Regions from separate parts of the Mus musculus genome. Here region 2 is linked to region 1. The links are chromatin loops, found by intact Hi-C in ENCODE. Cell type or tissue: gastrocnemius. All regions are shown on one strand. Links, peaks and the distances in the headings refer to the core of each region. The heading gives the core; the rest is flanking DNA.

What was found. Hi-C counts contacts between places; a loop is a spot of excess contacts. Peaks named below come from ENCODE experiments on the same cell type or tissue, not always from the same donor. Only the 100,000 strongest peaks of a DNase experiment are listed, where the experiment ranks them.
Region 2: it touches region 1 in a loop (6-fold over the local background); 4 of 42 quality-filtered maps call a loop at or near these places.

The regions. Positions count from the first base shown.
Region 1 is chr1:85,752,368-85,768,678 of GRCm38, reverse strand. No RefSeq gene overlaps it. Among named protein-coding and RNA genes, the nearest start is that of Mir8096, 8.6 kb to the right of the region's middle. In gastrocnemius, for the core only: no CTCF peak of the experiment used is centred there; no DNase peak of the experiment used is centred there; H3K4me3 peaks cover 1,141 bases; H3K27ac peaks cover 2,818 bases.
Region 2 is chr1:85,818,379-85,834,689 of GRCm38, reverse strand. Cab39 (calcium binding protein 39) reads right to left here. Exons shown (of 9, transcript NM_133781.5): 2 at 16,177-16,311. The coding sequence starts at 16,290. Among named protein-coding and RNA genes, the nearest start is that of Cab39, 33 kb to the right of the region's middle. In gastrocnemius, for the core only: no CTCF peak of the experiment used is centred there; no DNase peak of the experiment used is centred there; H3K4me3 peaks cover 213 bases; H3K27ac peaks cover 5,000 bases.

The DNA.
Region 1 (16,311 bases), core at 6,873-11,872:
GTAGAGATCCACTTAATAAGGAATGGAAACTTCAGGTCAGCAGTTCTGCCTGCAAGTCTGGGATCCTGGGAGCCTGGAAGTGGACCCTTCCCAGCTGAGCCTTTCGCTGAGACTCTGGGCTAAGCTGGTACCTTGAGTTCAGTCTACTGAGAGACCCTGGAACCAAGGACCCAAAACAATGAGAGATCTGTCTCAAGAGACAAGCAGGATGGCACTTGAGGGGGAATGACACCTGAGGTCCTTATCTGACTCTCTCTCTCTCTCTCTCTCTCTCTCTCTCTCTCTCTCTCTCTACACACACACACACACACACACACACACACACACACACACACACACACAAATAAGAAAAGGCTTCAGAGATAGAGGCAGGAGGGCCAGAATTTAAAATCATCTTCAACTACAAACAGGCATAAGGCAGCCTGGGCTACATAATGCCCTGTCTTAAAAACAAAATAATCCCAACAAAAAAGCCAACCAAACAAAAAACAAAAAACAAAACAAACAAACAAAAAACCCACAAACAAAAGAATATGAAAATGGGGGCTGGAGCTGCACTTCAATTGGTAGAGTGTTTTCCTGGGTTCAACCCCAGCACTGTATAAACTTGGGAAGTAGAGGCAGGAAGATCAGAAGTCTCAGTTGTATAGGGAGTTCAAGGCCAGCCTGGGATATGACACTCTGTCTCAAAAAAAAAAAAAAAAAAAAAAGAAGAAAAACGAGAGGGAGAGATAAGAAAATAACTTCTCTGAAAGTAGCTTTAAAGCTGACCCTCTCAGGGATAGATGCCTGAATAGATTAACTAACAAGTGGATCAGGGAGGCCTCAGGCATAGTGCACATGCCTCTATTGTTACCCAGACAGGGATGTCATCTTTCAGCCACCTGTCAATGCTCCATTTTTACCCTTATATCTGCTGAATACTGGGGCTCTGTTTCCATTGCTTCTTTGTTTCCAGGAGTCTTCTTTAGGGGTTCAAGGCTGAATACATGCCATTGGCTTGTCCCTCCAACCTAGCTTTAAGAAGGCCTGAGTTGGCAGGGCAGTGGTGGTGCATGCCTTTAACCCCAACACTCAGGGAGGCAGATGCAGATAGATATTTGAGTGCAAGGCCAACCCGGACTGCAGAATGAGTTCCAGGACAGCAAAGGCTGTGGCTACACAGAGAAACTCTATTTAAAAAACAAACAACAGCCCCCCCCCCCCCAAAAAAAAGCAAAAAGACCTGAGCTGGTGGGTATCTGTTGGGCAGCCTGGGAAATCTATTGAAGCCTTGATTTGACCTGTTAAACCCTTACTTCTGAATGACTTGTAAGGAATCCCTGGGCTTCCGGGGACGTACAATGAGGAGCCTGGCTTGGTCAGGAGGCCCAAAGAGAAACACTCAGAATGCTTTGTCTTCTGTAGCTGTGCATTCCCCATCCATTTTGCCATCTCCTTTATGGCCAGTGAACTTGAGGCTGGCCCTCCATTACTGTCACTCTCCTTCCCACATGGAAACTCCCTGGGACAGAGGTATGTATGTTTTGTCTCATGTTCATTGCTGTACTCTTGGTACCCAGCACAGGTACATACCAGACAACCAGTACATGTTGATTGACTAGATGAATGAATGAATGAATGAATGAATGAATGAAACACCAAGAGCAACCAAGAGCAACATCAGGGCAGGATACTGGGGTTTAGTTCTTACTAGAGATTCAGAGATAGTTTTTTGATGCTAGGGTGGCCCAAGTTGAGGAACTAAGCATTGGTCAGGAGATGCAGAGGAGAGAAGGCAGTGTAGCTGAGTGCTTAGAATATAGGATCACCTTCCCGGACCCCCCCAATGCTAGAGAACCCTTAGCACAGAAAGGCTTGGCGATGTGGATGAAGCAGGAACTGACAGGTACTTGAACATGGGAGGGTACAAGGGGGTCTTAGTGAAGGGCTAGGAAGAAGATGGTGGCTTATGGTGCTAGTCTCTGGAGAGCTAAATCAATTTGCAGTCAATCACACCGGACCACAGAGCCTAGCTGGCATTCCATGACTTGCTCTGTAACAGAAGAGAGGCTTAGGAGAGGGGTCAGCATAGGGACTGTCAGAACGAGGATCTGGTGAGAAGCACTCCAGAGGACATGGGATATGGTCCAAAGGCTTGGCAGGTCAGTGAGTGGATGGGGACTTGAGTTAGACTCTTGTTTTTCCTCGCTCTGGCCCCTGTTGCTGGGAGCTGCTGCTAGGAAGGGGTTCTGAGAGGAAGAAGGCCCACTTGTTCTCTGCTGGGAGGCTGCCTGGCTGTTCTGCTTTTAGCACGACCCGCCCAGGCACCCCACCCTTGGCCTGTTGAGGTGTGAGTGCTCAGTTACAGCCCCCCCTTGCTCAGCTGCTGTGGTCTCTGAAGGCCATTCCCAGAGAACTGTGTCTGCCCACAAACTAAACCCTGAATTCCACCCAAGCCTGTGGGGGCCAGTCCTCAAGGTCCCTGCAGTGGCAGGGAAGTAAGTTCCCCTTAGAGGCCTGTGCTGGCTAGCTTTATGTCAACTTGACACAAATTAAGCTAGAATTATCTGAGGGAAGGGAACTTCAGTTGAGAAGATGCCTCTTAAGATCCAGTTATAAGGCATTTTCTTAACTAGTGATTGACAGGGAAGGGCCAGCTCATTGTGGGTGGTGCCTTTCCTGGACACTGATAGTCTTGAGGTTCAATAAGAAAGCAGGCTGAGAGCCGGGCATGGTGGTGCATGCCTTTAATCCTAGCACTTGGGAGGCAGAGACAGGCAGATTTCTGAGTTTGAGGCCAGCCTGGTCTACTGAGTGAGTTCCAGGACAGCCAGGGCTACACAGAGAAACCCTGTCTCGAAAAACCAAAAAACAAACAAAAAAAAGCAGGCTGAGCAAGCCAGTAAGCAGCATCCCTCCAAGGCCTCTGTCCTGTGGAACTATGCATGAAATAAACTCTTTTGTCTTCAAAACTTTTTCCTGTACAGAAGCCCAGTTATTGGCTTGTTTGTTTCTTTTGTTTATTTGTTTTCGAGACAGGGTCTCACTAAGTAGTTTTGGTTGTCCTTGAACTCACTATGTTGACCAGGTTGGCCTAGATCTCATAGAGACTCACTTGCTTCTGCTTCCCAAATACTGGGATTGAAGGTATGTACCATTATGTCCTGCTAATTTTCATTCCTTTGTATTTTCTACCCTTCTCTTTCTCCCTCTTGCTCCAGCCCTGCTCGCTCCAACCCCATTCGCTCCAGCCCATAGTTCTTTATTATTTGTTTCTCATTACAGATGGTTGTGAGCCACCATGTGGTTGCTGGGATTTGAACTCATGACATCTGGAAGAGCAGTCAGTGCTCTTAACCAATGAGCCATCTCACTAGCCCTAATTTTCATTTCTTAAATTCAACTTTTTCAATACATCCTAAAAATATCCCCAAGAAAATGGAACAGAGGTTCAAGGCAGAGCTTCTAGGTTTCATTAATATTTTTCAAACCCATGGGGCTGTGGATGTTGTTTGGTTGAAAGACTGCATACCTAGCATTCATATGACCTATAAGGCCCCTGAAGAGACCTTACTCCTCAGTCAACTGCCGGGACCATGATGACAGGCCCCAGTCTCTGGTGGAAATCCAATACTAGGGCTTAGAATTCAGGGCCCCAGCATTGTGCGCACCAAGTCACACCAGGTCCTTGCATGCAACCCTAGCATGGATAGAGTGGAGACAGAAGATCAGTTCAAGATTATCCTTGGCTCCATAGCAAGGTAAGGGTCAGCATGGGCTATGTGAGATCTTAGGTCAGAGCAAGTACATTTTCCCACTCATCCATCCTGCACACACAAGCACAGCATTTTGATTTCCTAAAAGAAACAAAAAGTTTCCTCTGATCATTTGAGAAGAACCAAGCTTTCTTGGTTTCTTCTTCCTATATTTTCTGCATCATGAGCTCTTCAAACTCAATTAAGGAACTTATTAAAGTCAGCCCTTCATTTCCTCTCCTTTCTAAAGAAACCAGCAACCCCAAGCACACCATTTCTGGCCTCCCTCTGGAACTCACACAGCTGTCTTATGTATTATGGAAGAATGTGAGGTATCTATCTTTCTCTGGTCATCTGTTGTAGGGGGAAAAAAAAACAAACCTATTCCCCTGGAGACAATGCCAGGATATCAGGACACATCTCTAGCGGGCAAGAGCAGGTGCCTTCCTCACAGTTGGTCTCAGTCAGCAGAAAGACCAACGGGATGCTAATGGCGGGGCTGTGGCATTCCCCAGACTCTGCCGTCTGGACATCTGCATAGTGGGGGAAGAAGAAGGATAAATACATTACATTTCTTTTTACCTGTCTAGGTCCTTGAGTGCTTACAGGGCATCCAAGGAGAAGGCTGGAAGAGAAAATTGAGTCTTCTGCTCAGTGGTGGCACTGTCTGGGGGGTGGGGGTGGGGGTGGAGGCGGGGGTGGGGAGTGTAGAGTTCATGGCCATCACGGCTGGCTCCTTGTGCCATATTCTCCCTGACCTCCACTAACTTGCTTAGTAACCCTCACAGGCTCCCTTTGCCCTGCAGTCCATCTCTACTACTCTGAAAGCAGATACGACTGGGAGCTACTGACCATAACTTGTGTGACTTTGGCTCATCTCTGAGAAGTCCCAGCACTTCTATCTGTAAATTAGGGACCATACATATATGCATTATGATCTTTTATGAAGATTATGTTTAGTTTATGTCTGAAAGGTGTTTAGCTCAGTGCCTGCCACTCCAAGAGTGGCTTCTGGAGTAATTCTGACTTTCAGAAGACTGAAGCCAGGGTGGGCTCTGGTGGTGCTCTTAATCCCAGTACTCAGGAGGCAGAGGCAGGCAGATCTCTGTGAGTTCGAGGCCAGCCTGGTCTACAGAGTGAGTTCCAGGACTACACAGAGAAACCTTGTCTGGAAAAACCAAACCAAACCAAGCAGAAAGAGGAGAAAGAAGAGGAAGGAGGAGAAGGAGAGAGAAACAACAGCAGCAGAAGCTGCAGTCATTGCCCCGGTCTAGAACCAACCAACACTCTGTAAGCTCCGTGGCAGGATGAAAAGAGGCGGGGCTTAGGCTGCGGTTGGGGAGCCCACAGAGGAAAGCAGTGGACAAGCAGGAGCTGAGATCTGATATTGCTGCTGTGGTTTGGATATAGGTTAGTCTTGTGGTTTTGCCTGTGCTTGGTAGTGATGCTGGAGTGGTGGAAGCCAGTAGTGGGTGTTTAGGTCACTCCTGCATGGATGGAACTGCAGTAAGGCGCAAGCCCAGCCCCTCAAGCCCGGTTGTTTCCTGCCTTGCCACTGACTGCTCTCTGCCCACCCTGGTGGCCCACCCTGGTGGCACCTACAGCGTTATGGGACAGCCAGATGATCCTTTTCAGAGGCAAGCTCTGGGACTCTAAAGCTACACAAACTTCTGTTTATACAACACTGAGCCTCTGATATCTTAGTTATTTTAACAAGAAAAGAACTAATACACTAGGCACAAATAAACTAGAAATGTGTATCAGAAGGCAAACTGGGAGGATAGGCCAGGGAAGCCTTCACAGATCAGCTAGAGTTAGGGCCTTGATGGGGCTAGAAGACCTGTCTTAAGTAACACCATCTTTTTGAGGCTGAGTTTGAGTTTGTTCAAGATGAGCTAGCCTCGAGCAGACACAGATGACATAGATTTTTGGGACTTTTCTGCTGCCACAAAGGCTAAGTTTTTATGTGGATTTAGTAAGCACCTACTTTGTGAGGATCCCCCACATATGGAAAAACTCTCATAACACCATTGTGGGACGCCTAAGTATGTGCCTGGGGGGCTTGCTGTTTAATATGAATTGTTCTAGAAGCTTCCTTGGGAGATGCTAGGCAGAGCTGAAGAGTCATTTGTTTTCTTCCGAGGAGAACCCAGTTTAGAAGTTTTTCAGAGAAGATCTGGGTTTGGGTTAGTGTGGTTTAGCTCCAATCCCTGACCCTCCTTTATTTTTTTAGTCATGCAAAGTGTCTTTATTTAGAAGAAATACTACTTAGAAAGTTTTGTTTTTTTGTTTTTTTAATTCAAATATCCACCACCGACTCTGTGGCTTTGTGGTTATGTAGAAGTGCACGATTCTTAGGAGAGGCAGCCGGAATATTTGGCGCTGACGTGTCCCAGTGTCTACAGCTCACTCTTGAAATCCTTAAATACAGCTAGAGAGAGAAGACAGCCAACACTGATGGACAGGGTACTGAGCAAAAATAGGGAGCATTTGATACACCCTAGTTTTCATTTTTTCTTTTCTTCTGCAAATAAGAAGGCAGGGAAATTGATTAAACCGGAAAGGAAAAGCAAAGAGTACCCCATCACTAATGCTGGTGTTTTGTTTATTATTTTAAAGATGGGATCTCCAGGCTGGCTCCAAGTTGCTACGTATCTGAAAACAACCTTAAGCTTCTGATCTTCCTGCCTCTACTTCCCAAGTTGCTAGCCCATAAGCTTGTGCTACCTCGCTTGGCTCTGGTTGGTCCTTCAGGGCTTTAGCCTGGGTACTCCCATTCCCTCTTTTGCATGGACCAAAGAGATCTTTTCATGTACAGTTTTATAGCTCTTCATACTCTTTTGCTCTTCCAACACTGAAGCATTCCAGCCACCTAATAAAAGCCCCATTTTCTATTTTCCACCTTGGGGGATCCCCTCTCTGCCTCTGGTTTTAATTTTTAGATTATCTGAGGCCCTGCTTTACCCTGCCCCAGCCAACATGGAAACAGAGGGGCAGTCCCTGAAGGAGGATGTCAATGTCAAGTCTCTAAAGATCTGCTGATGTGTGTCAGAATGGCTAAGATCAGCAGAACAAGCGACAGCTCATGCATTGCTGGTGGGAGTGCAAACTGGTACAGCCACTATGGAAATCAGCATGGCGTTTCCCCAGGAAGCTGAGCATTGCTCTACCTCAAGATCCAGCTATACCGCTCTTGGGCAAATACCCAAAAGATGCTTCATCCTACCACAAAGACGCTTGCTTGCTTGTGTTCATTGCTTCTCTGTTGATAATAATTGGAAAGAACTTAGATGTCACTCAACAAAGAATGGATTTTAAAAATGTACTTTTACACACTGGAACACTACTTAGCTTTAAAAAAAAAGACATCATGAAATTTACAGGTAAATGGATGGAACTATATGTAAAAAAAAAAAAAAATCCTGAGTAAGGTAGCCCAGACTCAGAAAGACAAATATGGTAGATATTTGATTACATGTGGATATTAGCTGCTAAGTCAATGATATCTAAGCTATAATTTGTAGAACCACGGAGGGTCATAAGTATAGTGTAAAGGACTAGAGGGGACAGATACCTCTTGTTATAAAAAGAATACAGAATAGATAGTTATGGGTGGATGAATGGGGGAGGGCTGGAACTAGAAGATATGGAGAGACAGCTAAAATTCAGGGCCATTTGAGGGGTAGCATGGAAGCCTAATACAGCAGAAACTTCCTAAAATATATACACAAAGCTTTCTAAGTGAAATCAGCAAACAATTGGGGAGACAGCTTTCCAACTGGCCATCTCTTGTCAACAAACAAAGCTTCCAGTACCTTTAGTTACGAATTGAGTTGTTGGTCAAAGGGGTCTCATGGGAAGCCCAAAACAACCCAGGTTGTTATCAAGAGTACAGGTTGCTTTCCACAAACTGACAGCGAGGCTCCATTGCTGATGACAGCACCCATACAACTCTTGAACATGGAGAAGTCAAGCTGGTGCCTACATATCTTGAGTGCGCTGGACTCGACCAGCAAGAATGACGCTGCAACAGGATCTGTCTGCACACATTTATTGGGAGAGCTTGATTGCAGAGGCGAAGAGACCCCGAGCCCAGAACTGGTGCTGCTTATATAGGCTTAGGAGAGGCATGTCTCACACCCGGATTGGTTATGCACTAAGCCTCATTTGCATGTTTCTCATCTGATTGGCTACTCTCTGTACCTCACAGAGCCTCATTATCATACCTCATTTGCATGTCTCACGTCTTATTGGTTATACTCTCAAAGCCTCATTATCATGCCCGGGCCAGGCAGTGTCTTTGCAAAAAACTTTACTGCATATGTACACATTGGTTGTTTGTCCAAACTTATGCGTGGTGGCCAGCAGTTGTCAGCGCCACTCTGCAACGGCACATGTGGCTTCCCACATACTTAGAGCCTTCACCCCGACCTTCTAGCATCTTTGGTATAGGAAGGTACTCTGCGTGCCACTAAAAGAGAATTGTAAACACCAAGCCAGCTACAAACCCTTTGATCTACAATAGTGTTCTGTCTACAAAATGTGCTAGGGCAATGGTGGCACAAAGCTTGTGGGAGTGACCAACCAGTGTCTGAGTTGTCTTAAGGTCCTCTCCAGGAGATGAAGCCATACCTGAAACTTGGAGTGACCAAGACCAGAGGCTAGATATCCCAGGGACCTAAGATAAAATAAAAACCAAATGCCACTGGTCTAAAACTACAAGAACAGCAAAAATGTAGTGACAAATTGACTCCTAATGATATTCAAATATATGAAAATATAAATATATATGAATATGCATATATATTTATAAGTACATATCATATATATATATTCATAAATCTGTGCCTTGCTCAGCCATCATCAGAGAAGCTTCTTCCTTTTGCAGAAGATGGAAACAAACACAGAGACTCAGAGCCAGGCCTTATTTAGAGAGTGAGAGGCCTTGGAATGCTCAGCTGGAAATGGGATATCTCTGTCAACTCCCTCCCCTCAGTGGTCAGGGAACCCCATGGAAGAGGATACAGAAAGAGTGTAAGAGCCAGGAGGGATGGAGGACACCAGGAAAGCAAGGCCTCTGCACCAACAAGAGCAAAGCTCATATGAACTCACAGAGACCTTAGGGGTGTAGAAACAAGTGGGTTTCTGATTCTCTTCTTCTTCTCTTCTTCTCTTCTCTTCTCTTCTCTTCTCTTCTCTTCTCTTCTCTTCTCTTCTCTTCTCTTCTCTTCTCTTCTCTTCTCTTCTCTTCTCTTCTCTCCTCTCCTCTCCTCTCCTCTCCTCTCCTCTCCTCTCCTCTCCCCTCCCCTCTTTCTCTCTCTCTCTCTCTCTCTCTCTCTCTTGCTTGCTGGTTTATCATGACAGGGTTCTCTGTATAACAGTACCACTATCTCAGCACCACGCCTGGCTAGATCTCTGATTCTTGGGCCTTCTCCTGGGCGGCTCTTTTTCTTCTGTTGGTTCTGTCCAATTTGGATAGGGTAGTTCTTTCTTCATCTTATTATATGTTAATATTATCTCTCAGAAGCCTGCTCTTTTCTAATGAGAAACAGAAAGGGGGGGAGATAGGGAGGAACTTTGAGAAGTAGGGGGAGGTGTGCTCATCATCTGGATGTATTATCTAAGAGAAGAATCTATTTTCAATAAAAGGAAGATAAAATAAAAATTAGTGTTTAAAAAGAAGAGTTCTAGGTGTGGATTCTTTAGGGAACATAAAGCATGAACTTCAAGACTGCCTGAGCAAACACTTGTAGTACTGAATCTGAGGCACACACACACAGAGGGAGAGAGAGAGAGAGAGAGAGAGAGAGAGAGAGAGAGAGAGAGAGAGAGAGAGAGAGAGAGAGAGCTCGGACAGGGGCCCCTCAGAAGGGTGGGGGTGGGGCCAGACTTACTCAGAGTCTGTCAGTCTATTGATAGACTTCTTGGGTGATTTAAAGCCTGGACTCTTTTGACCTTACAGTACTTGCTAACTTTAGCCTTACCCTCCAGGAGTATTTTCATGGCGCACTGCGTATTAAAGTGCTCATTCATTCATTCCATGCGACTCACTGGGGCTTATTTTGGTTCTAGCACTGTGCCAGGGCTAGGGACACAGGACTTCACTGTGACTTCCAAACCAGGGATCTTTGTGAGGTGGCAGCTAGAGGAGAGAGGAAGGTGAAAGGGAGACAGATTAGACAGAGAGGGAGCACTTTGAGGGGACCGAGGTGGAGGACGCCATGAAAGAAGGTACCCACTGATCCGCACGCATTTTCCAGAATAGAGGAGCTTAATGGGCTTTGTTTGGGCTGTGAAAACTTTATAATTAGCCCAACCAGCTGGCCCAGGCTGGGTGGAAGACTCCCCCACACTCCCTTTGCCTCCTCTGGTTTCAGAAATAGCAAGTTCATGCAGGCACGGTGTGCTTTGCCCAGGCAGAGCAGGCTACCCGGGACTGGCTGGCGGGGGCAGGCAGCTCCCAGCAGGGATGTGGGATTCCATCTGAGGGGAGGGGGTGGGGGGCAGCCCTGCAGTGTCTCGCAAGAGGGAAGAAGAGCCTCTGCCCTTCCCCTCTCATTCCTGACACTCGGTCTTCTACTTCCTCTTTCTCTTTTTCAGGTGTGATGGGCAGATGCTATGAGGGGCAAGCTCAGCTTCCAGGGACAGTGGGAAGCGCTAACCGCAAAGCTTGCCTTCACCCACTTTCCTTGGGCTAGACCTTTCACAACTCTGCCTGAAACCTGTTCTGCTTGAGCCCAACACCAAATCTGCCAGGCTCTTTCTGTCACTGGGCCTTACAAGTTGCTTAGAAGCTCTCAGATACCATTGAGATGCAGAAGCTGGTTTGAGTGGGTGAGGAACACCCGTGTGTGTACTTGTGAGTAGGTGGGAAAGGGGTGTCCCTGCCCGGGGTTGCTGGCAGTCATGAGGATGAGTAATGGGGATATGGAATATCTGTCCCCACATCAGACAGTCATGGCCTGGTTCCACCTCCCAAATTGTTGCTGTGGTTTAGATATGGTTTGTCCCCAGGAAAACTTACACTCAGGCTTGGTCCCAAAAGTGGAACCTTCAGGAGACGATTGGGTCATCAAGGAGGATTACAGCCCTGGAAGGAGTTCTCTCAGAAGATCAGTTACCACAAGAGCTACTTGGTGTGAAGCAGCAGTGTCCTTGGTGTGTAGCCTCGTCCGTGTGTGACCACTTGCCCTTTCACTGTCTACCATGAGTTGAAGCACCAAGCCTTTGCCAGAAATGAAGAAGGCAGTGCCAGGGACATTCTCTTGAGATTTCTAGCCTGGCAATCATGAGTACACATTGACCCAGGCTCAAGTGTTCTGTGACAGTGGCAGAGACAGATCAAGATAAATACTCAGAGTGGCCCCACGTCTTTTCACCCTCCTCCAGTTTCAGGTGCTCCTTCCCTCCTCCTCCCCAGATAACTAACACCAATATAGTGGTGGTTCACCCTCATAAGTGAACCTGACTGGAGCCTCCAAGGAGGCATGCCTGTAAGGAATCCCTAGCCAGGTTTGATGAGGAGCCTTGAATGTGGACACTGGGGTCTTGCACTGAAAAGAGGGAAAGGAAAAAGCCATTGGAGCACCAGGATCCAATGCTCTCAGATTCCTGACCACAAATGTGACGAGACCACCTGCCTCTGCCTCCCAAGTGCTGGGATTAAAGGCGTGTGCCACCACCGCCCAGTGTTTTATTATTTTTATTTATATTATGTGAATGAGGATTTGCCTATGTGTATGTATGTGCGTCATGTGTGTGCAGTACTAACAAGGGCCACAGGAGCGCATTAGCCACTGTGTGGTTGCTGGGAACCGAACCTGGACCTTTTAAGAGTAGCAAGTATTCTTAATTGCTGAGCCATGTCCCCAGTCCCCATCCTTCCTTCTTTAAGTTGCTTTAGCAGGCATTTTGTCACAGAGGTAAGAACAATAACTGATACTAATAAATGCCACAGGTGGCCACTGGATCCCTCATTGGCAATAGTGCTAGAAGTTTCTGGAAAATGAAGTGCAGCTGAGCATGGTCAGTGGGACCCAGGAAGTCCTCCCAAGAAGGTATGAGGGAAGCAGAGCCTTGTGAGAAACTAGTCTGCCTCTATGTGCACTCTTGTCCCTCCCCGGCCCTGGTGCCCAGTCTCCTACGTACATAGAAGCAGTTCACTGAAACGCTGGCTAGGGCTTCCCTTCCCAACTGACTTCACCCTCCTTCCACCACAACCCTGTGGTTGTCCAACCTGGCTTTGGAAATTAGGTCAAGCCAAAAATGGCCTCTTTTGGGAGAGTCTTCAATGGGTAATAAGTTGGCTGCTTATATTAAACACATTTCAGTGGATGGGTGGGTGGGGACCACAGTAAATTTCTTTTTTTTTTTAACTTGTTGAATCAGTTTCACAGAAAGTCAGACTTTCTGACTTCTCTCGAGGTTCTGTAGAGCCACAATGACCTTTGGGGGCTGCCCCTAGAGCCAGTCTCCCTCTTACTTTCCAGATCTTATCTTTCTCTGAAAGTTGAGTTCTTTCCTCTCCCAATTCTTATGTTAAATGCCTCATTTCTATGCCTGAGCATGCCATCCAGGGAAATAGGATTATTCAGATGAGATCAGCTTGGAATAGTATGGACCCCTGTAGAGAACATAGACACACAAAAAGGGAGAAAGCTATGTGGAGGTAAAAGCAGAGACCAGAACAACATTTCTACAGGCCAAGGAGTACCAAAGATTGAAAATAATAATAACAATAATAATAGTAATAATAATGATAATAATAATAATTTAATAATGATGATGATAATAATGATAATAATGATGATGATAATAATGATAATAATAATAATAATAATAATCCTGGAAGCCAAGAGAGTCTCCTGGGATGAGTCCTTCCCAGCATTCTCAGACGTGTGGCCCAACACACATCTCCATCTCAGATCGCCTGCAGAGCTGTAGTGGGTTCCTGCTGGTCTTGAATTACCTAGCACATGGTACTGGTGAAGCAGTCCTAGGAAACTAGACCAGCCCCACCGCTCACTCGTATTTGGTAGCTAGATGGTTACCTGTCCTGCCTGGGCCCCAGATATACTTGCATTCTCACCTGCTGTTATAGAACTATGTCTTCTTTACAGTAGATGTGCTGTGGTCTTGATTCATGGAAGGGAACATTCACAAGATCAGGTATATCAGCATTCCCTTAAGGAAGGTGTGTGTGTGTGTGTGTGTCTCTCTCTCTCTCTCTGTGTGTGTGTGTGTGTGTGTGTGTGTGTGTGTGTGTTCATATCATCACATGGATTCTGCTTATGCTCCCAGCCTACCTCCGAGTTGCATGTAATTCTACTTCAGTGCATGTGACCTAGACAGTTGCTAGACTTGCAGTGATTCCCAACCTGCGAACTGTGACCTCTCTGGGAGCCAACAACCTTTTCACAAAGGTCTTTAACTAAGGCTGTCTGCAAATCAGATATTTATGTTACAATTCATAGCAGTGGCAAAATTATAGTTATGAAGTAGCAATAAAAATGACTTTATGGTGGATGTCACAACGCTAGGAACTGTATTAAGGGGCTGGCGCATCAGGAACGTTGAGAATCAGTGCTAGAGGGTTTAGGAACAGAAGGTAGTCTGGAGTGGGGAACACCCATAGTGCAGCTTTTATGAATTATCACATAAATTGGGGTGGGGCTTTTTGTTTATGTAGCTTCCCAAGTAACCTAAGTCCCTGTAAATAACCCCAATAATTTCATTGGTTCACCAAGATGGATTTGAATGACATGGTGATTTCTTTGGTCACACAACATATGAGTCAATTCCTTTAGGTCAGAGGATGATGTCCCCATGTCTGTAGTCTTGAGAGGTCAAGAGGGAGGTGATCTGGAGAGTAAAGACCTGGAAGAGGTAGTGTCCCCAAACTGCAAGGGCTCATTATCCCACAGTATTGGGGGGAGGTGACCAGAGTCCCCAGCAGAGGACTGAGTGAAATGTGGCCCAGATTTGGCAGCAATTTCTAAACTGAGAAGGACACGGGGAACCACATACAGTATCTTAGATGTTAACGAAGCTGTGGAAACTGTCAAATCGAGGCCTTCCCAGGAGTTCCAGGTATACATGCATCCTAGACTCTGTTGTAAGGATGACGAGAGCCCAAAGTTGTGGGAAGAAAGGAAGCCAAGGCCAGCCTCAGAATGCAAGGGCTTGAGAGCGTTAAGGGCAAATAAATGGCACTTATTCTCTTAGCCTGAAGAGGCTAAGGAAGCAGACTGGGGCAGCAGAGCAGCTTTAAAATATCAACAATAACAACACACATGGCCTCACAGCCAAGGTCGACCTTAGACTTCTATCCTCTTTTTCTTTTCTTTCCTCTCCTTTTCTCATCTCTTCTCTTCTTCTTCTTCTTCTTCTTCTTCTTCTTCTTCTTCTTCTTCTTCTTCTTCTTCTTCTTCTTCTTCTTCTTCTTCTTCTTCTTTTTAAAAGCTTTATTTATTTATTAATTATATGTAAGTACACTGTAGCTGTCTTCAGAAACTCCAGAAGAGGAGTCAGATCTCATTACGGATGGTTGTGAGCCACCGTGTGGTTGCTGGGATTTGAACTCAGGACCTTCAGAAGAGCAGTCGGTGCTCTTACCTGCTGAGCCATCTCACCAGCCCCTCTTCTTTTTTCTTTCTTTCATTTTTATTTTTGAGACAGCGTTTCTCTGTGTAGCCCTGCCTTGCTTGGAACTCACGCCGCAGACTAACCTCGAACTCACAGAGATCCCCATGCATCTGCCTCCAGAGCGTTGGATTAAAGGCTTGGCCTTGAATTTCTAATCTTTCTGCTACCTCCTCCCAGGTGCTGGAATCACAGGCATGTACCACTAACCTGTTTTAAGTGAGGTTATGGTGTTGGGGACTGAGCCCAGAAACATCTTCACGTTATGGGAACACATTCCAAGGAGCTACCTTCTCTGCCCCAGGAGTAGGTGCTCTCACTGAGACCACCGACTTCTCCACAAGCGAAGCTTCTCCATGCACGCTGCCTCACAACACCACTCATCTCCTTCTTAGCCTCTGCTCCAGTTGGGAGTTTCTGCTTAGTGTATCTCCCTCCTCTTCAGGGTGGTTTGAGAAGGCAAGTCTGAGGGACAAGCCATGTCACCTCTTGCAGAGGGTTCAGTAAGTTGGTTAAGCCCACTGCCCACTCCATCAGCCCCCTGGGTTTTCCTAGCTCCTCTGTCCCTTCAATTCAATTGTTCATGTGCATAGCACAGGATAAAACAGACCCGGTCCTTTTCACACATCATGGATCCCTCTTGCGCCTGGTGGTGACACACGTAGTTATGGAGCAAGGAAAGCAGGCAGGGAGAGGCAGGACTGGGAGCCATTTTTATTAGCACAGGGAGGCTAAGAAAGCCTCTGATCAGTGCCAGGCAAGGTCTGAAGGGTGAGTCACCCCAGGGCTTTTGGGCAGAAGATGGGGTCAGTGCAAAGGTCCTGCAGCAGGACAATATTCACCACGTTCCCAAATGGCTAGAGCTGTCCCATGGTTGGATGTTCACGATGTGTGACTAATGCCACCATCAATCACAACAATAGGGAAACACTGCTGTTTCGAGGCAGCAGAGCTGAGCACCCAGGAGGGAGACCAGGTAGGGGCTTTTACGGATAATTCAGGTGGATGGTAACACATGTCTAGACCTGAGTGTGATTGTGGAGGCAAGAGAGGCGGGACAAGCAGACCTGGAAGTAGGAAGAGGTCTCCTTGTGGAGGAGTGGTTCAAAGGGTATAGGAGTTGAAGGAGAGTGAAGGGAGGGGGATCAAAATACATTATATACTTACATGAAATTGTCAAAGGATAAACAGAAAGAATTAAAAAACAAAACAAAATCTCAATCAAGAACTGGAGAGATAACAGAGCAGTCAGGAATACCTACTAATCCTACAGAAGATCCAGGTTCGGTTTTCAACATCCACATTAACCAACTGTAACTCTGGTTACAGTAGGGGCTCTGATGCATCGTGTCTACCTGTATGCATATGGTGCACAGGCACACACACACACACACACACACACACACACACACACACACACAAATTTAAAAAACAATACAAAACAAAACAACCCAAAGAGCCCTCATGTGTTGAATGCCCTGCTCCCAGTGTTTAAGTATGGCGGTACACGGCCTATCTTGAAGGAGGCTCAGTGAGCTCCCTCAGGTGGACTTAATCTATGAGTCTGCTACCTGGGTAAGAAGAGGAGCTTAGGGTACAGATGCACACAGAGGGAAGACCACATGAACACTCGGGGAGAAAGCAACCGGAGGCCTGGGGGTGGGGGGAAACAGCATGTTGAGTACTTGAGCTCAGCAGTGCAGGCTTCCCCATCAGGGAAAAGGCAGTCGATTAGGCAGGCCTAGGTTACTGCTGCTCTGCTCGCTATGTCTATGTCTGTGTCTAGCTCCCTTGAAAGGACTTTGCCTAGCTAGTTGCAGTTGATCCTAACCACAGCCCTCAGAGATATATGCTCATTTCTCAGATGCAGAAGTGGAGCTCTGGAAAGTGGTGACGGAGGAAGGCCTGGGGGAAGGTGAGCACGCAGGGAACA
Region 2 (16,311 bases), core at 4,890-9,889, 68 kb before region 1:
GAGTAACAAGTAGACAAAAATGAATCATGGGAATGACGTAGGTGGGGACATCCTGCTTATAAGCTTTAGGGTAACTTTAGTAATATACATAGCTATAGTTAGTCCCCAAAGAGAGGAAAGAACAGACAAAAAATTTGACAATGTGATCAATGAAAACAACTGTGAATTGGCCAGGTGCACACCTTCAATTCCAGTACTTGGGAGTTGGAGTTAGGCATGTCTGAGAGTTTGAGGTCAGCCTTATCTTTACGTTGTTCCAGGATAGTGAGGATTACATAGAGGGACCCTATCTCAAAAACAAACAAAAGTCCTAAGCAAAAAAAAAAAAAATACTAGTAAAAGGCAAATAAATCTCGTGTAAGAAATAGAAATAAGATGGCTGGAGAGATGGCTCAGTACTTAAAAGCACTGGCTAGTCTTCTGGGGGACCCAGATTGAGTTCCAGCCCCTACTTGTGTGCTCTCAACAGTTTGGTCACCCCAGTTACAAGGGGTATGATGCTCTCTTCTAGGCTCCTGGGCACCAGTCATGCATTTGATGAACAGACTACATGCAAGCAAAACACACATACCCATTTTTAAAAGTTAAAGGAAAAGAAATAAGAATGGATTATATAAAAAGATGGCTGTGGTGAAGAGCGCTTGCTGTGCCGTCACAAGGACTAGAATTCAGATCTTAGAACTCTCAGAAGGCCTCAGAGGGCTTCAATAATACCCTCCTCAGCTCCACGTATACACATATGCACATGTACCCACATGCAGATATAGACACAGAGGAGGAGTCCATGCAGAGATTCAGAACAAAGAACTGTTTAAATCTGATGATAGAGAGAGAATCTTAAAAGTAGCCGTTGGGGGAGGGGGGGCAGTACGGAGAGAAGCACAGCCAAAGCAAACCAAAGAATGCCAGTGGGACTTCTTGACAGAAACTATACATGCCAGCAGATAGCAGGGAACTGCTAAAACTACTAAGAAAACCAAACTACTAAGCTATCATCCTAGAATTTTATAATCCAATAAAAATGTTTTAAAAATAAAAATAATTCTACATAGTGAATTCCAGGATAGCCAAAGCTATCTAGTGAGACCCTGATTCAAAAGAAAATGCCCCCCGCCCCCAATCCCAGAATAAGACAACATGAAGAGTTTTTGAGATGCATTAAAACTAAAAGATACAAATGAGGAGAAAAATTGAATAAAAGCAACGTTTTCCTTTAATATTAAAGAAAATTTGGCTCTTTGATGCAAAAATAGCATACTCTAAGATGACTGCATGTACAAGAAAACGCATGGCAACAGTAGCTCAGGAGGGTCATGGAGGGTCATGGAACATAGCGTAAGGTGTAGCGTGCAGTACCAGACTCCCTCAAGACAGACTAGTACAAGATGGAGATGTTATTAACCTAAGTCCTAGACCAAACATTTTAAAAAACCTCCATGCAGACAAAGGTGGTAGCAAAATGTTTGTGATCCCACCCACCATTTGGGAACCCAAGGCAAGACAAGCTTGAGCTACACAGTGAACTTAGGGTCAGCTTTGATTATTACATGGTGGGAAGCCGTCTCATGAAAACAAGCAAGCAAGCAAGCAAATAAAACAAAAAACCTAACCTACCAAAATATAGAAGACCTGCTATTGGACATCAGCAGATGACAGTATTCAGAACAAATTTAACAGTCCACATTAATTCCTTTACAACCATCAAAGCTTCTTACCAAATGGTCACACAACTTCTTGAGTATCTCCTGCTTCTAGCACTGCTGTATTGGAGGGTCTATGGCCTCCCTATACTGTCTGATGGCCCAAGCAGTAACTTCTCTCCCTGCCTGAGGTAGTACACCTGTCTTCCTTTAAAATATATCTTCAGAAAACTTCTTTTCAATTTTATTTTCAATTATTGTTCCAAGAAAGGTAGGCTAATGCCCAACCCTGCTCCAGATACAGACGATCCTGCATATGGGACATGCCAACCCAGCCGAGGTCATCCTTAGTAGTGTAGACAATCAAGAGAAAGAGTTTAAAGTGGAGTGGATTTCTTCGTCTTCCATGGGTGCTATGGCCAACTGAAGTCATGATACCACACTGAAGGCTTTAACTCCTATTTAATTGTATTTCACCATCAGCCTAACACCTAGGCTGCACAGACATTTCTGTGTTCTAAAGGATATCCAGTAAATCACATTACTCTTATATTTCCATCACATATCTAGTTATGCTTCTGCGGCCTGCTAAAATTGCTAACCAGGAAAGTACCAAAAATGAGCCTATCATATCTTTCAGTAATGATCTAATATATATCCCCTTCGCACCCCCCACCCCCCAGACAGTGTTTCACTATGTCTATGTAGTCCTGGCTGTTCTGGAACTCTGTAGACCAGGCTGGTCATGAACTCTCAGAGATCTGCCTGCCTCTGCCTCTCAAGTGCTGGGATTAAAGGCATGAGCTACCAACACCTAGTTTTGATCTAATAATCTTGGGTATGGCTACTTGGGTTTGCAAATCATATTTGTAAAGATTTTTATTTAATATCTTGATAAAATGACATCATTTCATATTTTCTGACTATTAAAAAAAATCAAACAAGTTAATTTAGTAAAATCTTTTCATTAAACCATTTGACCAGGTATAATGGTGTATGCCTTTAATCCTGGCAGAGGGAGACAGATCTCTTTTGAGTTCCAGGATAGCTTAGTCTACACAGGAAGCTTCAGGTCAGTTAGGGCTATATAGTTCAACTCTGACTTTTTAAAAAAAAAAAAAAAAAAAAAAAAAAAAAAATCAAACCTATTCTGATTTGTAAGTCCTATAAACCCTTAGACCTCTGCGTGCAGCAGAGCTCACCTTTTCTGGTCCAATATACACTTTATTGGCTATAAGGCTTAGATTTCTCAGTAGTCCAAAATCTCATATGCAATAAGGTGCCCCAAATGTAATTTTTCTGGACCAAGACAGAATAGAAGCGGGATAGATTCTATTATAATCTATTTATATGCAATGCTTTTTCAGTTCCTTTATTCCAAGTGATTCTCACTGACAAGAAAAAAAAAATCTGACACTGACTTAATAGGGTTTCTAACTGTGCTACCTGGTGGTTATGTCATGATCCTAAATGGCAGATCTTCTTCACCCTCCTTTGCTTTTCTGGTTAAACTCAAGTTTGAACACTCTTAGAAAATTTTAATTTATCAATTTTGAAATTTTTATGATTTTCAGCTTTCAATTCAGATCAAACCTCATGCTTTCATCTAACAACAACAGGTGCTGAAAGGAGAGACAGTTAAAGGGCAAGGCTTCATTGTGAGGTGATGAAGTGTTCTAGAGCTGACTCAAGTTATGGTCACATCTATCCATGCAGAAACTAACAGACATGGAATCACACACTTTAAATGGTGAACTGCATGATATGTACATTCAATAAAGCTGTCTTTAAAAGACACAAGAGAGGAAGGGACAAAATGGCAGCTATTCTACTTCTGAGCTGAAAGCCAGGCTCTTCCACAGTGAGGGTGGGGAGGCACTGACAATGGAATTAGATGCACCTACCTCTTGCTGCTTACTTGCTTTGGGTTCTGATACCCTCCTGCCCTCCTGAGAACCATGTATTTTATTATCTCCTCTTCTCATATAGCCAAGTCCCAACTCAGCCCATTTTCAGTTTTTACATATGACCAAGGTTCCCCTTAACAGAACCAAATATGCTCTTTCTAGACATCACAAATTCTTCTCTGCTACACTTTACCTATAACTAAGTCTCTTGAATATTTACTCATGTTTGTCACAATCCACGTCTCCTTCCCATTCTCACACAGCTCCTGCACCTAATACTTTATTGCTTTTGGCTAGCTGACAATGATTTACATGCCATTAAATTACCTGTCTTTATTATGCCTGGGCACCTGTAGTGTTTGTACTTGTTATTTACTGCACCCATCCCTGTCCTTATTTTTACCTTTTCCCACCTCTCTGGGTGCTTCTTGGTCTCCTTTTCAGTTGGTCCTCCTTAACTAAACCCACAAGGCCAGATGTGAGGTTTTCCTTCCTGCCTCTTGTTTTTCTGCAGCTTCTCTTTAAGTGATCTCATCCATGCCCACTGCTTTAATTAACTCCTAAAGGCAGATACCTCACAGATGCCTATCTTCAGTTCTCCCAGGCTTTGTCTTTCAGCAGTCTACACAAAATGTATTTAGATGTCTATAGTATGGTACCTACCTCAAACCCAATCTATCTAAAAGAGAGTTCGCGTTGTTGCCCACTGCTTGGTTATTCTTCCTTGTCCTTACACACAGATCAGGTAGCAGTACAGTTGCCCTCAGAAACTCAGGGGTCATCACTGGCTCTTTTTCCTTCTGAGCCAGCAAATGGCTAAGTTGTCTCTACTCTCCCAGATCCTGCCATCTGCTGTCTCCTGTGCCATTGCCGCCAAAACCCAAGTCCTGTAACTTCTGCTAAAATTACTACCTAGCCTATTGACTTCCTTACATCCTGTCTTGTACAGGACTTGTACATTCTTTTCCAATCAAACCCAAATGATGAAGAGATTCTGTTTAGCATGCTCCAATGATTACTTATTTCTCTTAGAATGGTGCAAAATCTTTCTTACCATGGCCCCTACAAAGTCTGGTCCTACTGTCTAACCTAGACCTGCACGATGACATCTACTTACCCACGATGTATGGACACATGTCTGTCCTCAGAGGCCTTACATATATACACACACACATATATATACACACACACACATATGTGGTTTCCTATGCTCATGTGTCCTTTGCACCCACCTGATGGCCAACTCTCCCTTTCTTTCTTCAGTGCTTACTTCAGTATTGGATAGCTTTTTCAAAAAAAATTTCAAAAATTTCCTAGGTAAAATTCTGTCACACATTCACCTATGGCTAAGTTTTCCCTCACACTCTTTCTCATAGTTGAGTGTGATTCTTCTGTTCCTTGTAATTTCCCAGTTACTGGTCCCTTCCGCTACACTGAGAGCTTAAGAGTAGAAACAGGGCCTCCAGGGCAGAGCAACCCTGTAAGACCCCACTGAGAAGGCAAAAGAAGTGCTTAAAAGAGCCCAAAAGCAGACTAGATTATGCAAAACAGTTCGGGGGAGGTACAGGAATATCTAGGAGCAACTCATCTGGTTTACTTCTAGAAAGAAGGCACCAAATTCAGACCCCCCAGCACTGCTGGTTTACCACAAAGACAACACAAGATAACTGAGCTAATATTTCAGTTATTGATAAAGGAAAGATGGTGGCTACTAGAATTAAGAATCAAATATTGTATCTGGCACCTGGAAAAAAACCAACCTGACTTTATGATGAGCAAAGAAAAAAAAAAATCACCTACATCAGGAGTGGGAGTGTGTGTGAAGAGAAAGGAACTGCAATCCAGTGGGAGGGAAGCAACACTCCAGCAGTGCCTGCTTGCCAAGGTACAGTGTGAGCAAACAAGTGAACTGGCTGACTAATTCAATAAGGCTGCCATTTTACTTAAGGGCCAAGTACTCTAAACTTGGATCCTGGTGTGCATATGGTCATAGTGCAGACATCTCCCAAAGCTAACACCAAGGAGAACCAGTTCTGTGCCTAGTGCTTGACTAGCTGAAAAGAAGTTTGTCCCGTGCTGCCTGTGTTAGAAATCTTGAGTCACAGCTCACCCACACTGTATCACTCTGTATGGGAAACTAGTAAGTTAAAAGGTTAAGTGTGCCTTTTGCTCAACTTACAGCCTAATTCCTGTAACTACATAGATTAAAACAGTGGTTCTTAATTGGTGGTTGTGATCCCATTGCGGATGCAGAAAACCTTTCAAAGGGGTCATATATCAGATATCCTCAATATCAGATATTTATATTACAAAATTAGTTATGAAGAAGCAATGAAAATAATTTTATGGTTGGAGAGTCACCAATCCATGAGGACTGCATTAAAGGGTCACAACACCAGGAAGGTTGAGAACGACTGCTCTAAAAGAACATTCCACTAAACTGAGTACTGTTTGCTTCTTTACTTTTCATTCACTCTATTTCAGACTTGTATGAATGTTCTATCAATTTATGGCTTATTTATTTATCTATTTATTGTTTGATTATTTATTTATGCACTTGGGATCAAAGGCAGAGTCTTTTAACTATTTCAACTACTTGTGTGATTTCTGATCCCTATTATCCTGAACAATTTTCAACGAAGCAAGCAAACTAGTGAGGAAGGTCTCTCTCTTGCACGCACACACACACTGCATGTAAGTTTTAATTTGTTTAAAGACTTACTACTAATGATGGTTTTAAAATGTTTTTAACCTCTCTTCTAGCCCACCACTCACCAGAGGTAGTGGGAAAGAAAGGTTATTAGGATACAGGGGAGATGGAGCTGTTTAGAAATGGTTCTTGCATTCTCAGGAAATCAGCAGTTTAGTTCACAGGGCAGCAGCAGCAGCAGTAGCAGCTCAATCCACTTGCAAATACCAGCAGTCTAGTTCAGTAGTGTCAGGATAGCAGCAGCAGTGGCATAACCTAGCAGAAAAAGCCAGGTCTCAGCCGAACAGGACTGTCAGGGACTCCAGAAGTTCTCTGTCGTGTCTCTCTCAAATAAAGTGAAGATTAGCGAAGCAGAGAGACCAAGACATGTTGTAAAGTTAGTTCTATAAACAAGCCCCTCTCACAGTCTGTTGAGTCCTATTCATACTTCCTCCAAATGTCATGTGTCCTCCATGGGTCTTGCCTCAGTATGTGAGTCTGTCTTAGTAAAACTACCTTGAGTCTGTATAAGCTGACATCACTCTGCCAATCGGCCAGAGTTACAGAAGTGGCAAGAAGCCACTGGCACACCAACAGAAGTTTCCTTTTTTTTCTTTCTTCTTCTTCTTCTTCTTTTTTTTTTTTTTTTTTTTTGGAGACAGGGTTTCTCTGTATAGCCCTGGCTGTCCTGGAACTCACTTTGTAGACCAGGCTGGCCTCGAACTCAGAAATCCGCCTGCCTCTGCCTCCCGAGTGCTGGGTTTAAAGGCGTGTTCCACCAGAAGTTTCTCGGTGCAGTTTTTTTCTATGGAGTCCAAACAAATGGAGCTCAACTACGAAATGTAAGGTGGACAGATATGTATGTGTCATTAGTGAAGAATACTTTATCTTGCACCCCTGAAGAGCCTCATCTCTGCTCCAGGTGAAGCCTGAGTGTTCACACTCCGCCCCTCCCCTTCCAGGTGGGCTCCAGCTGCAGCAGCGAGGCCTTCTTCAGCTGCCCGCCTTGCAGGCTGGCCCTTCTCATGTGCCTCTCGTTTCCTACACTCCAGGGTCTGACAGCAATTTACACATACAGTGACCTCATGATTTTGTTAGTTGGCAGAACACTCTTTGAGTGCTCATCATCTGGACATGGTGTTCTGAGACACAGATGCTGTTCCTGCGTGGCCAGGGAGCCTCATATTGGGTTTCATAGGCAGACTGCTTTATTAACAGCAGCCAACTGTTTATAAATACTTAGTCAAGAGTATCCCTTGTGACAAGCTACTCATTTGACTGGAAAATGAAGTCCCATGTTCCACATTTCTTACTCTGTGACAAGAGAAAAAGACTGTGGTTAAGGTCTTAGTTGTTTCCTTAGGACTTCTGAGAAGTGACCTATGAAGTAGCTGCATGTACCGGGGCTTAGAAGTGCCTGTGATGAACAGAGTCTGGGCATGTTAGTTCCCTGGAATTCAGGTGCTGGGGTAGAAGAGCAGAGCTCAAGTCTCTTAAGTCCCTTGGAGGGAAGGCAAGTGACTCCTGAAGTACGAGAGAGTTCCCTAGCATCCACATACAACCAAATGAGAACTTTAATTAGCTTTTAGGGATTATTTTTTAAAATATTTACGTTATTAGATCAATGTAGACAGCCTTAGCATCTCAATTTTCATATCTAATGTGTGTATCACTGGCAACAGTATTAGAATAAAACCTCTTTCCTACCCAGAGGAGGACTCAGGGATGTTCTTTAGCCTTTATGATTGTGTCCAGCACAACCTCCCCTAGTAGCACCCTAGCTATGAGATTTTCCCCTTAAATATAAATTAGGAGTCTGAGGCAAAGGCAAAAGGTACAGGAGTTCAGGCCAGCCTGGGTAATATACCTGAGGGTGCGTGGGTCCATGATGGGGAGAAGTAACTCAAGAAACTAAAACACTGGTGCAACTGGTCTATTTCAGGACCTCCCAAACCAGAAAGCCTCTCTGCCTTAAACCTGACATCTTTGTAACACTCATCTGTGTTGCTGTGGCTCAGGCTGCCCTGTGGTCAATCGCACAGAGCTAGTGCTCCACCTGCATCAAGCAGACAGAGGAAAGACAGAATAAGGCCACTGTCCACTGGATAAAAGCAGGAAAATGGTTTCTTATGAATTAGCAATTTCAAAACAAATATTTAGAGTGAAACAGAGGAGAGTGTGGGGGTGAGTCCCTTTAGTCCCAGCCCTCAGGAGGCAGAGGCAGGTCTATGTTCAAGACCAGCCTTTTCTAAGGAGCAAGTTCCAAAACAGCTAGCTAAACCCACAGAGTAAGACTGTCTAAAAATGGAAGAAGAATCAAAGCTTTTATACAGAAAGATATGAAGACAAGACAAAATTGTAGAATGGAATCTAAAGATGCTCTCAGGCAGGGAAGCTTATGTGCAGGCCTGAGACCCTGAGCAGCAGCCCTGGGCCCCACAGTGCACAAGGACGTCTGAGGCTTGTTCTCTAGTCTCAGGCGTGTGTACCATGGCAATGTGCTTACTCTCACATAAAGACAAAATTAAAAAAAAAAAAGAATATAGTTGTGGTAAATATTTGATGAAAAGACTCAATTAATATATTAACTCCTGTGTTGAATGCTTTTTCAAGCTCACCTTCCCCAATTCATTATAGAAAGTATCTGACTATTCTCAACTAAAAGAACGTGAACTAAGAAAAACCTGTTAGTAATTCCTAGTGTGAAACATTTCTCTAACTACAAGTCACTGTTAAGTGGCCATGCTATCAAAAGAATATTCCCTTCCCCCCTCTTATATATGCTGGCACCTACCTATACTTCTCCCAGAACACTAGCATCCATGCTGGTGAAGAGAACTGAGTATAAGCTGAGGGTGGTAGCTCTGTCCTCTGTATATGGCAGGTGAATGTGAAAATAGTTGTTACTAAGGCACAGCTGTTAGGCTGTTAGTGGTAGAGTAAGTTTCACCCTAGTCCTGTCTGCCACTTACCTAAAATAAGAATAATAAGCCTTTTCTTTTTTTTCTTTTTTCTTTTTTTTTGTATAAAGAAAGGGGTTTTGTAAAATGAATAAATAAATAAAAATAAAAAAATAATAAATAAAAGGCTGTGGCAAAGTTAAAAAGGGATTGACCTATGTGTATGTATCCTACTACACAACCTCAGTACAATAACTATGCACCATGGAACACAAGTAAAAACTCTAGGAGGCTGCAAACGAAGGAGTACACTTTTATTATGGCTTGGCATAGCTAACTGTGAATTCCATTCCCATATAATGAGTTGCTTAGGAAGCAGTTTTCCTCACTTGAGAGTGGTAACAGAGGCCTCTCTGTGAAGCACCTTGCAGAAGGTGGTGGTGTAAGATGTGCCAACAGTACAGTTAAGAGCTCCTTCTGCAGCACTTAACCAAGTGGTCACCAAGCCCATGCCAATGCCAATGCCCCAGACGCAGGAAGCGTCTGAGGACTTTATGTCACCTAATATGAAGACAAAAGTAGATTGCCTACTGGGCTTCCACCCATAGGTCTCTACTATAAAGCAGGTTTAACCCTTGCTTTATAGTAGGCGGTTCCTTACAAATATTTTGCTTAGGAACTACACTGAGACTCTGTATTCTTAAGAGACACTCTGCTCAAATCTAACTCCTGGTTCAATTAACTTTTTTTTACTTACAGTAGTTTTGAACTGCCATGTCAGGTTAATTACTCCTTGCAACACAGTTATCATTCCACAACCTCAAGCAAGGACTTGCCCACATGGAACAGAATTTAAATAATACCCTTGTTACTGCAACCTGTCCTCAATATTCTCTTTGGGTTCTTCATTACATTAGTTATTCTTGGGGCACACATATGCCCTCAGATCTATGTGGTTCCTAAGACACATCTGCCTCAGCTGATGCATGAAACAAGCATCTCTTCTTCCTCTCTCAAGTTATTGTTGATGAACAGCATACTAAGTACAGTTTGTGTACATTTGCTCTGCTCATGGGTGTCTACACCCATCAAGACAGTGAAAAGAGACATCATTGCCATAACTCCCTTATGTACCCTTCTGCATTTCTCTTGATTTCTTCTCCCTCTATTTCTATTCCAAAGCAACCACCAGCCTGAATTCTGCAGCTATAGATTGATTACCTTTCCTAGAGCTTTGTATAAAGCATAAATCATGCACACTGGCTACTTTTAGCAACATAAGTATTTTGAGATTTGACTGTTATATATAGTTCATCCTTTTATTGTTAATAGTGTTCTATTAACAATGCGGCCAAAATGATTATTCACGCATTTGGCTATTTCCTGACTTGGGCTATTTTACATGAAACTTCTACAAACACTTAGACAAGTCTTTTATGGATATATATTTCATGGTTTCTTGGGTATATACTTAGAAGTGTCATGATTCTATCAAAGCTGATTTAATTCAGTTCTTTAGGAACTTGCCTGTCTTCTAAAGTGGCTACACCATCTCATGCTCTTAGCAGCCCCAGTTGCTCTGGCACAGTAAATATGGTCTGTATTAAACACTCTAAAGCTCTGTGTTAACTGATTTTTCTTTGGTGACTAATTTCATTCACCCATAAGTTTTTATTCTCCTTGCCAATCAAATTGCTAGTTATAGCTTTGATTCCCATCAGATAAATTTACCACAATGTTAAGTTCAGAGTTGAGGGCTATATTTTGTAGAAGATTTCAGGAATCCTGTGATTAAACTCTCTGATTATTATTAGGCATATCACTCTACATGATTATCTAATCATGAAAATGTTTTCTGACTATCCTTAACTACAGGGGGAGAAATGGTCACTGTCACTGTATGAATGAGAATGACCCCCAAAGGCTGATATATCTGAATACTTGGTCTTTACTTAGTGGAACTGTTTGGGAAGCATTGGAATGTGTGACCTGGTTGGAGGATGTGTGTCACTGGGGGTGGTCCTTAAGGTTTAAAACACTCATGCCATTTTGAGACTTCTCTGCATCAGCCACCCACTGCCAAGCTTTCACTCTATCACTGAGGACTTGAACCCTCTAGAACCACAAGCCTGAACGCTTTCCTTTATAAGCTGACATGGTTATGATGTTATGTCACAGCAACTGTGCAGCCATCAGGACAGACGTATAACTGGGCAGTGAGTTACAGAGCTCTGGGTGACAGGGTTGAAAGAGAAATAAATATGGCTCTTGGTCATCTTCAGTCATTCTAAGCTGTCACTTGGTTACAGCTCCTTCCTGTTAGATGGACACTCAATGTGGACATTTTTCACACTCAGCAGTCATAGGTGATGCATGACAGCAAGGTAGCAGCAGTTCACATTAACTCTGCTCTCTATTCCATCTTCAAAAAATACAAGTTATTACTGAGGTATGTCTTTGAAAGGCTTATAATCCACTGGAGAAGAAACAATTACATATATTGCACAAGAAAAGAGAGGAAGAGGCGGAATGCAGAACAGCAGGGCTTCATCTTAAATAGCAAACTGAACGAAAAGGTGGCATTTGAGCCAAGACTTGAAAAAAGATCCCATGTGAACCACAGAGGGAGCTAGGGTGAAGATCCTACAGAAGTGGAAGGGGCACACGCAAAGGCTTAAGTAATCCTGACTAGTCTGTACTTCTATTAAAGTGAATGAGACAGACAGATGACACTGATACAGACAGACACCTTCTACAGCTGACAGAGGCTGGATGTGCCACTCATGGAGCAGTCCTAACTTTTCCTATCATCTTTTGCATTTTGTTTATTTGTTTGAGACAAAGTCTGTCTCTGTAGATCTGACTGCCCTGAAACTCACTACTTAGACCAAGCTGGTTAGACTAGTTAATTCTTCAGAGCGGCCTATCACCTTGAACTGAAATTTATTTTTCAGAAATCCCCGTGTTTTATACTCAGAGTAAGTCCATGCTTGTGTGATGCTGGCTTGGAGTGGGAGTACTCAGCCTCCGCACTAATGACATTTTTGCTGGGTAATTCTTTTTTGTTGCTGTTCTATATTTAGAATCCCGGGCTTTACTAACTGAATGCCAGTAGCCGCCTTCCCCCTAGTGCTACCACCAAAAATGATCCTGGCATTCCAACTGTACTCTAAGAGAACAAAACAGCTCGTGGACTCAAACAAAACCCCCCATTCTTCCAGTCAAGCAGATGATACAGATCCCAGCACTTTCTTCTATTCCCTCCATCAAGCCACCTTCTTACGTTTTCTCTGTAACGTTACAGGACTTAGAATATTCTCCACCTCTCAAGCCAGTCCCTTCCCTGTCATAATTCTTATGAACTATCACAGTACATTGTAAAGTGTGGGCTCTTGGGTTCCTCCAGACTGAGGTTTTACATCATTGGCAGGACATCATTTGCCTTGTGCTCACTGCATGCTATTTATCCTAAAGGGGCTAACACTCCAGCACAACCTAAGGCAGTGCCAACACACTACCGTAGCAGTTATATAACCCTGTCTGACCACATACTTGGTTTAAAAGAACCTACAGGTTTCACCTAAGGATGCTCGGGAGAACTGTGCACAATGGCACCTTCCTATAATCTCAGTACTCAGGGAGTTTGAAGGTGGAGAATCACAATTCTCAGTCTAGGCTAAGAGAGAAGGTAAAGAAAGAGAAGAAAGGAATACCTATGAGAAAGCAGTAAGAAAGTCATTAATGTTATGAAATTTTGTTTTTTTAGTACACAATTTGGTATAAAAGATGGGAAGTGTGTTTGGTTCCTTACAGATATGGCTGTTAAAATAAAAACCGCATAACTGCCAATTATCAAATTTTTATATGGTATCAATTTTTCTTGTGCGCAATCGACTGGCCAGGAAGAACGACGCTGCAACAGGATCCTTCTGCACACATTTTTTGGGAGAGCTTGATTGTAGAGGCGAAAAGACCCTGAGCCCAGAAGTGGTGCTGCTTACATAGGCCTAGGAAAGGCGTGTCTCACATCTGATTGGTTAACTTGTCTTGGCAAAAGAACCTTCACTGCCTATGCATGTGTGGTGGCCAGCAGTAGCCAACTGCCACTCTGCAACTGCCACTCTGCAACGGCTTCCCACAAATTTTCAAAATTATCTCAAATGCTATTAAAATAGCTTTCTTTCTTTAAAAAATATATATGTGCATGAATTTATATGCACCATATATATGCAGAAGTACACAACAGAGATACGGAGAGGGTGTCAGGCTCCGGGAACTGGAATCACAGACAGTTCTGAGATGCCGTGGGTCCTGGGGATGGAGCAGCAAATGCTAAGGCATCTCTCCAGCCCTAGCCCTCTCTTTACCAGCATGACGTATAGCAGCCCAGGAGTGCGGATCCAATGCCTTCTGTCAGCACAGTAAAAACTGCTACTCTTCTCTCTGAATTTTTCATTTGGGATATGGTTATTTTCCATAAAAATATGTTATTGTTAAACCAGAGTATGTGTATTTCTTTTGAATGATTATTTAAAACTTTCTTGATTTTAATTTCTAATGGGATAATATAAATACTCCACATACATGAAGTTTTGTTTTTTTGTTTTTGTCTTAATGTTATGAGAGTATAAAGGGGTCCTGTGAACAAAAACTTAAAAACTGCCAGGTGGTGATGTACACTTTTCATCCCAGCACTCGGGAGGGAGAGGCAGGGGGTGACTTAAGTTTGAGGCCAGCCTGGTCTACAGAATACATTTCAAGTCAGAGTTACACAGGCCCTATCTTGAAGAAGAGACCTTGTCTGGTATTCCTAGTGCTGAAAATGGAGTAAGTCTGATGAGACTGCTGCAGTGTATCTCAGTGGTAGTTACTTGCCTAGCATTTGCAAAGCCCCAACTCAATCCCTAGCATAACTAACACAGACACACACACAGAGTTTGATGAACAGAATGAATTTAAGGAATAGACTGTTATCTTTAGGCACAGGCAAAAAACGAATCATCATCTTAAGAGACACACAGACTTTCAATGATAAACAATTCAGGATGAAGGAGCAGCCACTGAGGCAATTCCTATGGTATGAATCACTCCTCTATGGGGTCTGTTCTCCTTCACAGTGCCTTCTTAGATCAGGGGACCAGCTCATGTGCCAGCCATGGGTGTCAGTTCTGCTCCGTGATAGCTATAGTTACTTCCATCTGATGCCAGATCCTGTGAACTGCAGGTGGTGTTGTGGTTCTGCTATCTCCTCTGAGCTCCTGAGAAAACCTGTTTCCATTGTCTGCAACTAGGCTTCCCTATTTTTTACATCTTATGAACCACTTTCATAAATTGGGACAGTATTACATTTTGTGTACACACTAGGATTTATCTTATCCAGTTGTCTTAGACAGACAGATACAGAAACAAATGTTACATCAGTTTAGTTTCCTGGTTCAAAGGGCATTGAAAATATAAGATAAAATGAGAAAAGAAAAGGAGCCTGGATCAGTCAGCCATATACCGAAAGACACTGGCAAAGCAACAGAGGAAAGCAGAACAGAAATGATGGTTCAGAACCATCATTTCTGGGACTATTTAGAATTTGTGTTATTTTTACTTATGTGTGCATGTATGTGGGTGTGTGCATGGTTGAGTGTAGGTACCCATGGAGTCCAGAAGAGGGCATCAAAGCCCTGGAGCTGGAGTTACAGGCAAATGTGGATGTAGCAAGTGCTAATGCTAATCCACTTTGGAACCATTCAGAATAGAAAGAACCAGTCACAAAAACCAGTCCCATGTTCTACAAATTCACCTGAAGGCATCCACAATATACTGTGGCATAATATTTGAGAGGAAGAATCTCATATCAAACCATGATTATATTATAGCTAAAAACAAAAATAAACTTTAAAGTCTTGTTGCTTAAAAAAACAAAGTAGCTAAGTAACCTATCTTTCATCCTTATAAAGAAAATAATCTCTTAACTAAAGAGAAGATGAAAAACCCAATGCCACAACTCACTCATATTCAGGCTATTAACATATGTGCTCCCAGCTCTCAGTCTAGCAAGGGGAACAAAATACAAGAGAGCAAACTCAAGATGGTGGCAGTTCTGACATTTTAAGGCAGGTGCCCAAACGGTGAAGGTGTGTTTTAGTGGGCATGAGTAGGAAGACCCTGAGATACTTTCTAACAAAAGGAAATATATATAGGCAAGAATTTTGAAAGATGAATAGGGCTTTAGTGGAAATGGATGTGGGGAATACCAATCCATGGAAAAACAAGACAAGGCATTACAGTCTATTTGATTATCTGACTTCATGAATGCTGGGACAACTGCTAATACACATGAGGTAGATTACAAGGATTGTCGTCAAGAAGTGGAACTCGGCCGGGTGGTGGTGGCGCACACCTTTAATCCCGGCACTTGAGAGGCAGGGGCAGGCAGATTTCTGAGTTTGAGGCCAGCCTGGTCTACAAAGTGAGTTTCAGGACAGCCAGGGCTACACAGAGAAACCCTATCTAAAAAAAAAAAAAAAAAAAAAAAAAAAAAGTGGAACTCATGGGCTTTATTCACAGCCTTTTAGGAAGCAAAAGACATCGGATTCTTCTGAGAAAACTGAGTGAGGCCCAGGTGAGATCCAAGCCAGGCTTTAGACTGTAGTGATTAAGTAGATGGAGATGCTATGGGTTGAGAGGAAAGCAAAACTTTGTTTAAAGTAATCTATAATCTGGCAGAGCACTTGCCTGGCACACATGTGGGCTATGGAAACACTGCTTTCAGGAATCAAGTAACTAGCACTGCAAGAGTGGAATAATGAACTCTGGGCACTGTGGCTCACACCTGCAATCCCATCTCAGTTCTCAGAAGACTCCCACATTCCATACCACCCTGAGCTATGGAATGAGACCTGATTTTAAAAAGCAAAAAAACAAAACAAACAAAAAACCAAAAACAACAACAACAACCCAACTACATCCAAATGGGAATTTATCAGTTTTTAAAAGTTGTGTATTTGGTCCTCAATGAAGGAATTAAAATATGTCCAGATGCATACCTTTTCTGCCTTTTTGTCAGAAATGTCCTGCTTTTCCAAAACAGCCATGCTCTCCTTCAAGTTCTTCACAATATCTGCCGGAGACTTGTGAGACTTGCCAAATGGGAACGGCATGACGGCAGCGCCAGAGGCTTC